Regions from separate parts of the Homo sapiens genome. Here region 1 is linked to region 2. A link is an interaction called in ENCODE POLR2A ChIA-PET data of the cell type or tissue named here. Cell type or tissue: GM12878. All regions are shown on one strand. Each heading gives the region's core, and the rest is flanking DNA. Links, peaks and the distances in the headings are about the cores only.

What was found. ChIA-PET counts read pairs that join two places held together with the same protein. Peaks named below come from ENCODE experiments on the same cell type or tissue, not always from the same donor. Only the 100,000 strongest peaks of a DNase experiment are listed, where the experiment ranks them.
Region 1: POLR2A ChIA-PET joins it to region 2 with 7 read pairs; 13 of 35 experiments call an interaction of 5 or more read pairs at or near these places.

What each region holds. Positions count from the first base shown.
Region 1 is chr11:117,934,851-117,939,241 of GRCh38, reverse strand. No RefSeq gene overlaps it. Among named protein-coding and RNA genes, the nearest start is that of TMPRSS13, 7.6 kb to the right of the region's middle. RefSeq lists an enhancer at 3,590-3,759. In GM12878, for the core only: no CTCF peak of the experiment used is centred there; no DNase peak of the experiment used is centred there.
Region 2 is chr11:118,044,389-118,048,779 of GRCh38, reverse strand. All of the region lies in intron 1 of SMIM35 (small integral membrane protein 35), which reads left to right. Among named protein-coding and RNA genes, the nearest start is that of TMPRSS4, 30 kb to the left of the region's middle. In GM12878, for the core only: no CTCF peak of the experiment used is centred there; DNase peaks (open chromatin) are centred at 1,949 and 2,303.

The DNA of each region.
Region 1 (4,391 bases), core at 200-4,199, 110 kb after region 2:
GCAATCATTTTTCTAGCAGCAAGGCCCCAAGGTGAGGAGGGCAAGCATAAAGGGGCATGAGGTTCCTCACTGAAGACGAAGGTCATGAGGACACGCACAGAGTCAGGCTGTTCCTGCTCTGTTTTAGTGGCCTGAGCAGTATTTGGAACATGACAGTTACACTGTAAGTAATTGTTTATGGAATGTGTAAAAACTAAGCAGGATTCAGGGGCTGAGGGAGTGGGTTTTGATTTGCTAAAATGGAAGGGAGAACATCTCTGCAAAATGCTTCATGACTCTCTTTAGGGCCACAGGTCCTGAGCCAGACATTCTGACTCAAGGAAGGGGTCCTGGCATTATGATAGACAATTTTGAATGCAGCCTACTCGTGGGCGGTCCAAGGTGGCCATAGCCCAAAAGACCAATGGAATCTGGATGTTTTCAGGGAGAATTTCGGAATTCAGCTGGAAACCTTTTCCTCTCTTTGTGTTATGCCCCTCACTCAGTGCTTTTATGGTTACAGGGGCTCTGTCAGGAGCTGCCAGAAATATCATAACGCCTCAGTTTGGGAGAACTAAGGCTGAGAAGGAAAACAATAGAAATCTGTAAATCCTCCAAGGCCGAACTGAATTCTGACAGGTTAGAAGAGGAGCGTCTTAGAACTCACAAGTATTGTGTGAAGACAAAGGTAGGGAGATCTGTTTGCAGAGAGTTTTAAACTTACAGTAAGAATGTCCAATGTCATTATAGTACTTCAGAGTTCCCCAAGATCCATCTCACATATCACTTGATCTTTAAGGGACAGGCAGAGCAGACACATCTTTGCTGGATCACAGTTGAGAGAACTAAAGTGAAGTGACTGACCAAGGTTCCACTTCTGGGGAGTAGCCAACCCAGGGCTGGGCGTAGGCCATGACGTGTTGCCTCGAAGAAGTGCTACAGGTTGGGAATAAAGACAGGTTCAAGGGAAGTGTTCGTATCTTTTTTTTTTTTGAGACGGAGTTTCACTCTTGTTGCCCAGGCTGGAGTGCAATAGCGCCATCTCGGCCCACTGCAACCTCTGCCTCCCGGGTTCAAGGGATTCTGCTGCCTCACCCTCCCAAGTAGCTGGGATTACAGGCACGTGCCAGCATGCCTGACTAACATTTTTGCATTTTTTAGTAGAGACGGGGTTCCACCATGTTGGCCAGGCTGATCTCGAACTCCTGACTTCAAGTGATCCACCTGCCTCGGCCTCCCAAAGTGCTGGGATTATAGGCGTGAGCCACAGCGCCCAGCCCCAGTGTTCATATCTTCACGAATGTTGTATCTATCATAGCTATGAAGGGACCCTGAGGCTGTCTGGAATGTACCATTAATGTTGCAAAGGGCATAGCTTTGGAGGTACTTTGCTGCGAGGCTCAGCCAAGCCACCAGCCTTGTGGCTTTGAGCAGGTTGTCCAGCCTCTCTGGGCTTTAGCAAGAATGTTACTTGTCCTATGTACCTTGGAGGATTGTCCTGAGGACCAGATGAGATAAAGGAAGGGAATGTGATATTACAAGTCTTAATATCACACTGGAAGATATCACTAAATGTCGTCTGCTGGAGACAGCCTCCTGGTCCTGTTTGCCTGTGGGTCTGACTCAGTGTGTATAAGCTTCTCTACTCAGGGCCAAGTCAGATTAAGTGAGGTCAAAGGATGCAGAGTGGCATAGTCTCCTCCCGAGAGCTACAGCAGGAGTGTAACACTTGGGTTAGGAAATGACCTTGGAGTTTGTTCCACTTTTCTATGTGCACAGAAAAAAAAAAAGATCATATTCCTTTAGATGAATTTGTTCTAAGCAGAAAAGTCTTTTGAAAGCTGAAAAAGCAGAAAGGCTCTGTTTTCTTTCCAAACTCTAAAATACTATAAAAGAAATGAAATCGTGTAGCTGCATGCTCAAAGATCTGAAATTTATTACGTTAACTAGGCTTGAAGTCTGGGTAACTTTGTATGCTTCTTAAATGATTCACATTCGAAAAGCAAAAAAAATCAAAATGCATAAAATTTCCTTTTCACTGAGCAAACAATATAAGTGTCTGTCTTTGGGTGACAGTTGACAAAACACAGCATGATTAATCTGGGGACCTGCAGGAGTTCACCTTCGGTGACTTCACACTCATCACCTGCTCGGATAAAAACACATCTGTCTGAAGCAGCTGAGAAATGAAACTGGGAAAAGAAAGGCATCAAAATCAAGTATTTCTTTTCAAATACTGTGAGTTGTAAAGAGAATAGATAAAGGTTCTAACAAGAATGTACCGATTTAACATTTTAAATTTTATTATCAAAACAGTAGACTGACATTAAGAACATTTTAAAATACAATGACTCATTATACCTCTCTGTGCCAGCTGACACTGTTATGGTAAGAACATAGATGTGGAGACAGAAAACATAGCTTTAGAACAAATCAATGTAATGAATGTGAGAATTAGCTCCATCCTTCATGAATTGTTGACGCTGGGAAGTGTATTTCTTTGTGTCTTTGCTTCCTTGTTGGAAGATGAAGAGGGTAATAAGAACTATATTTGAGTGTGCTCAGAGGACAAAATGAAATAATATATATGGGCTAGCACTTTGCAAATATGAGTTATTATTTCCTGGTGTTCTTTTTATTTTTATCCATGAAAAAAAATGTCGTTTCTCCTTATAGTTTTTATTGATTGCATCTTGCACCTGTTTTTGCCTTCCCTCTGGTTTTGACCATTCTTCTGTTCCTATCTTTCTGGGCCGTGCTGAGGGGCATTTTCTTCTTTCTCAAACTGTGACTCTGTGTCTCCCCCTCAGATTTTCTGTTTCACAGTTCTTTGACAAGGAGCTCCAGATCACCTGATTACCTTTGTTGACTTCCTTCTTTTGTGCCAAATCGTCCTACTTGGAGACCTCTAGTCTCTCCAGGGTTGAAAAGGACCTCACTTTTTAAGATGAGAAAGCTGTGGTCCAGGGGTCAGCTGGGAGGAAGTAACAATCTCAACAAAAGCCCAGGTCTGAAGTCTTAGGCCAGATCTTATTCCACCAAATCTCTAGCAAAGGACACTTCTCTTTGGACTTCAGATCCAAAGCACAGATCTTGGCCAGACACGGTGGCTCACACCTGTAATCCCAGCACTTTTGGAGGCCAAGGTGGGAGGATCATTTGAGGCCAGGAGTTTGAGACCAGACTGGGTAACAAGGTCAGACCCTATCTCTACAAAAAATAAATAAATAAATAAATAAATAAATTAGCTGGACATGGTGGCCCACACCTGTAGTCACAGCTACTTGGGAGGCTGAGGTAGGAGGATGGCTTGAGCCCAGGAGGTTGAGGTTGTAGTGAGCCGTGATTGTGCCACTGCACTCCAGCCTGGGTGACAGAGTGAGACTGTCTCAAAAAAAAAAAAAAAAAAGCACATATTTTGCTCAGAGTCCTATTTGTTGTTGAAACCATGACCACGTATAGTCTATACGTGTATGTGTGTGTGTGTGTGTGTGTGTGTGTGTGTGTGTAGTGGTGTGTGTGTGTGTGTATAATCATATGTGGGCACTAGGGACCAGGTCCTGTGCCAAATGTGTTATACAAATGATTTCACTGAATGGACAGAAATACTCTACGAGGAATCATTATCTCCATTTGGTGGATGAGGAAACTGAGGTTCTGAGATGGCCATTAGCTTGCTCAAGGAACATAGAGGCGGTACACGGCAGAGCTGTGATTCCACAGCTGTCTGACCGTAAAGTCCCTTCTACAAACCACTCCACACTCACCGCTCTGAATGTCCCCTTCCCGGGCCTGTCAAGTGCCTCCTGGCAGCCTAGAACACCAGGCTGTCTCTCTGTCATTTGTGTAGCCTCTGGAATCTCACCTCCTACTCGAGAAAGCCTTCTCAGATGGTTCGAGGGGAGTTAAGGATGGTCCCGTCTGAAGGTGGGATTCTTGCGGTCACAGTAGTCAGCAACTCTCACCCTCACCCGCTCTGTGAATGTTCAGCTCCAATGTGTGCGGGTGGGACCCATGCTTGTCCCTGCCAGGCTTAAGCCCTGTCTGTCAGCATCACGGGTCTGTCTGCAGCTGCCTCATTTCTGTGGAAAAATGAGCAGCAGCCCACTGGGTATTTCCAGTGAGCAACGGTGGGTTTTATGTAAAGAGTCAGAATAAGCACGTGTAAACACGGCTGTGGCCGGCACTTCAAGAGGGCTGTGGCCCGTGGGCCTTGTTTTGGAGAAATTCGCTGAGGGAGGGGTTGGAACCACCTCACAGCAGGAGCAAGCGAAGGAACAGGTGGGAAAAGTGCAGACGCAGAGGATCACCGAGCTGTCGCCCTCGAGTGTGAAAAGGGCTGTCTTGGGGAAGTGGGATTTGACTTCTGCTGTGGGTCCCCACAGAGGGGAACAAGGAGCTACAGACACACG
Region 2 (4,391 bases), core at 139-4,138:
GCTATTACTCATGTGTTTAATCTAGGGCCGTGTTTTTTGTTTTTTGTTTTCTGTTGTTTTTTTCCCCCATACTTTATGACTTTTGCATCATTCCTGAGCCAGCTGTATCATTATTTACTTAATTTCTTTCTTTCTTTCTCTCTTTCTCTCTCTCTCTCCTTCCTTGCTTCCTTGCTTCCTTGCTTCCTTCCTTCCTTCCTTCCTTCCTTCCTTCCTTCCTTCCTTCCTTCCTTCCTTCCTTCTTTCTTTCTTCCTTTCTTTCTTATTGAGATGGAGTCTCGCTCTGTCATCCAGGCTGGAGTGCAGTGGCGCAATCTAGGCTCGCTGCAACTTCCACTGCCCAGCTTCAGGTGATTCTCGTGTCTCAGCCTCCTGAGTAGCTGGGACTACAGGAGCACGCCAGCAGGTCCAGCTAATTTTTTTTGTATTTTTAATAGAGACTGGGTTTCGCCATATTGGCCAGGCTGGACTCAAACTCCTGACCTCAGGTGATCTGACCGCCTCAGCGGGATTACAACTGTGAGCCACCGTGCCCGGCCTAATATTTTTCTTAAATCTGACTCACTTTTTTAAATTAATTACTTCCTTTAACCTTGTTCTAAGACATAAAATCCACAAAATCAGGATTTGATATGCTAGTTAAGTCTCTTCTTAAAAACGTGAAAATAAATGCATAGCTATTAAAACAATAAATGGCTCCTGGGTACCACTATGATCACCTCCCATGTTACCAACGGATGCACCCCCACTCTGGGGGCAGTGATGGGGAGGCATGCAGAGAGAGGGCTTGGCGAGGTTCCATCTGAGCCCCAGAGACACCTCCTAAGAGACTGTCAACAAGCCCCTTGAAACGCTCTGGGCTGCTGTCTGCATCTCCTTCTTCCCAAGACACAGACCTTGCCTAGCAAAGCTTAGGCACTCAAGCCAGTACCCTGGGACAAATGTGGAGGGTCACAGAGATCCCCAGCCCACAGAAGGCATTTGCTTAGGCTGCTGTAAAGGAAGCTTTGCCTTGACTGCCCCCAAGGTGAGTGGCCATAGCTCATACTCAAAGTCTCAGTTTGGCTGCTGAAATAACTTATTTGCTTCTCTGTCCATGGGGCTTCTCCGTCCACTAAATCCTTCAAACAGAAGCACTGTTTTCTCCATCTCTCCCAGCCCTCAGTCTCTGGACAGGACAGTCTAAGGTCTGGGATCCTCTGAGATGGCTGTGGCCGGCTGTGGGTGTATTGCCCATGCCTGCTCCTAGATGACATCTTGGCTGTCCTGAGCCACCACCAAGATTCTGTTGAGGAAGAGTCAGGGCAGAAGAGCTGAGCTTCAGGGTGTCATCTGTCAAGAATGCCCCAGAATGCCAACCTCCAAAGCCCCGACTGGGGCCAGGGCTCATTCTTTGGATATTTTCTCTGTCTCCATCTCTCTCCCTTTCTCTCTGTTTTCAGACACACAACAAGTGTATGTATTCTAGAATGCTTGTTAATTGGTTAATTTAGTTAAAAACAGATGAGATCGCCAATAAATCCATGTCACAGACCACGTGTAAACATGTCACAATATGCTAACCCCCTTAGACCCTCGCAGATGCACACAACATGTGGGCCACTGACACAAGGACAAAGTGTGTGTCATTTCTCCCAAGGTCACCGCATTGGGGTGGTGGCTGACTCTCAGCAGCCGGTTTACTCCTAAAACTCATTCAGTGGTAGGGAAGCTCACTTCTATTCCTTGACTTTATCTTGCTTAGGGAAGTAATAAAACTATTCTTGGGACTGGCTTCTACAAAGAAATTTAAAATGTTTATTTATCTTAAACTCCTTTACTCAAAACAATACATTTTCAAATCTAAACATCCTTCTCTCTAAACTTAAGTATGTTCAGTATGACTCTCACTTTCTTCCTCCTCAAAGTGAGATAACCAGAACTAATTACTTTGGGAAACTCCCTATACCGACTCTCATATGAATAGACTTTGATGGACCTGTTCCTCTGTCCTCCAGACTCAAACGGTGTCAGTCTGGCTGTGAAAGAATCCCCTGGGGAGCTTATTGAAAATTACAAATTCCTGGGCCCACCTCTGGAGAGTTTCCTTGGATAGGTCTGGAGTGGGTCCCAGGTACTCCATTCTTTGAAAGATCCGTAGGGAACTCTGAAGAATTTGGGAACAGCTGCTCTATACCTGCCCTGACTTGCCTTAATTGGAGGGACAACTTGGCTCAGACTTAAGGCAAGGTTCTTGATATCCAGGCGTCTGTTGAGGTTGAGGGCTAAGCAGGCAGGAAACTACCTGATGTTAAGACTGCATTTCTGACACAGCCAGGCACCAGGACTTACAGTTTTTTGGGGCCTCCTGGTTCTTCATAAACCCTATCATCAGTGCAAAGGTTGATGCCAATCTTCCTGTGTGCTTGGTAGGAGATCACACATCCATCTAATCTAATGTGGTATCAGACCAAAGTGGCATCATCACTTAAAGATAAAGGGGCCCGACTCTGAGCCTTGTTTTATGTCATAGGAAATTGTGATCTGTCAGGGGCTGTTTCTGCCCACCTTATTGTTGCATTAGAGATCAAAGGCAGACTTTTGGTCATCAGTAGGTGGAGATCTCTATGGGTACTTGGTGCCTAACTGGTCTCTGTCCAGAGGAGGACAAAGGCTACTGATAAATTATTGAAGAGCTGCCAACACTCTATGCTGTTCTAGAAAATTTCACTCTAAGTGAAGGAAAATAACTTATTGAATATCTACCATGTGTCAGGAGCCATATAACTCTCCTTTCACATACACGTCTCACTTAATCTTCACGTTAACCTTGTGAAGTTAATATTTTAATCCCCATTTCAACATAAGAGAGGATTAAAACTCAATCTTGCCCAGAGTAATGATATTTTAGCTTCCAGATGGCCTGGCTCCAAGTCTTTTTCCGTCATCACACACTGCTAAAGCAAATATCCCGATGGTCAAGAGTTAAAAAGATCTGCCTGAAATCTGCTGTCTGTTCATTCATTATACTGGGTTGAAAGATTCAGAGCTGTACATTATCAGAGAGAGAGTGAAGGTAAAGTTTAGAGAGCAGTAAACAAACCAATGGGTCTAGTTTCAAACAGGAGATACTTGATTTTTTATTGTTATGTGATTGGTTTGTTTTCTTCAGCAATATTATTCATCACACAAATATTTCTATTGCAAAAGATGAAAATCATGTGAAATTGATGATACCTGTTTTTGACCTTTAAAAATGACAATTTTATATGGTTCAAGCTAATACTAAGGCAAAACTTGAAAGGCTCTTTTTACTTCTACTCCCTACCCCACTCCCCTGGTTCTTCATAAACCCTATCATCACCTGCTTTACACCTGCCCTGACTTGCCTTAATCATAGGGAGAACCGCAACTTGGTGACAGCCTTTCTCTCTCTCTAGTGTGTGTGTGTGTGTGTGTGTGTGTGTGTGCATGTGTGTATACCATAACTAGAATTATGTGATATCTATTCTTCTGCAACTTGAACTGATCTTTAAAACGTGGAATTGATGAGCAACAGATGAGCAACAAAGGAGGAATTCTTGATTCCAGCTGGAGAAAAGTGTAGGCTCCATAAAACCTGATGTATTGAGGGTGAGGGGGCCTAGAAGCCAATGGAGATGAAAATGTTCCATTTTTCTTGCCAAACCTGGACCTTGGGCAATATCATCTCCACATCTGCCTCCACCATTGATCCTAATAGTAAAGCCTAGGGCCTCCCACTAGGGTCTGTTGTACTTAGGTTTTGAGTTTTAGAACTTCCTTCTGATTTTGTTTGATGTGTTGCTAATCTTCCAGGGGGTTGTGCTGCTTGCTTCTTCATTTTTTGTTTTGTTTTGTTTTAAAGTTCCTTGTCAGTATAATCTAAAAGCTAGAGATGTCCAATCACCTGCTGGAGGTTTCTTCTAAGTGATCAAACTAGGAGGTTTTTTGTTTGTTTGTTTGTTTTGTTTTTTTTTTAGTAGAATGAACTTTTTTTTTTTTTTTTTGGAGATGGAGTCTCACTCTTGCCCAGGCTAAAGTACAGTGGTGCAGTCTCGGCTCACTGCAACCTCTGCCTCATGGGTTCAAGCAACTCTCCTGCCTCAGCCTCCGGAGTAGCTGGAATTACAGGTGCCCGCCACCACGCCTGGCTAATTTTTGTATTTTTAGTAAAGACAGGGTTTCACTGACCTCAAGTGATCTGCCCACCCTCAGCCTCCCAAAATGCTGGGATTACAGGCATGAATCACCGCACCCATCCTAGAAGGAACTTTAAATGGGAGTTGGAGGGGCATCTGGAGAGAAATCATGATTTAGATGGGCGGTGGGATGACCATTTGCAAGATCTCCTGGCTTTAGGTCAGTTCATCCAAATGGCTTGGTAAATAGTA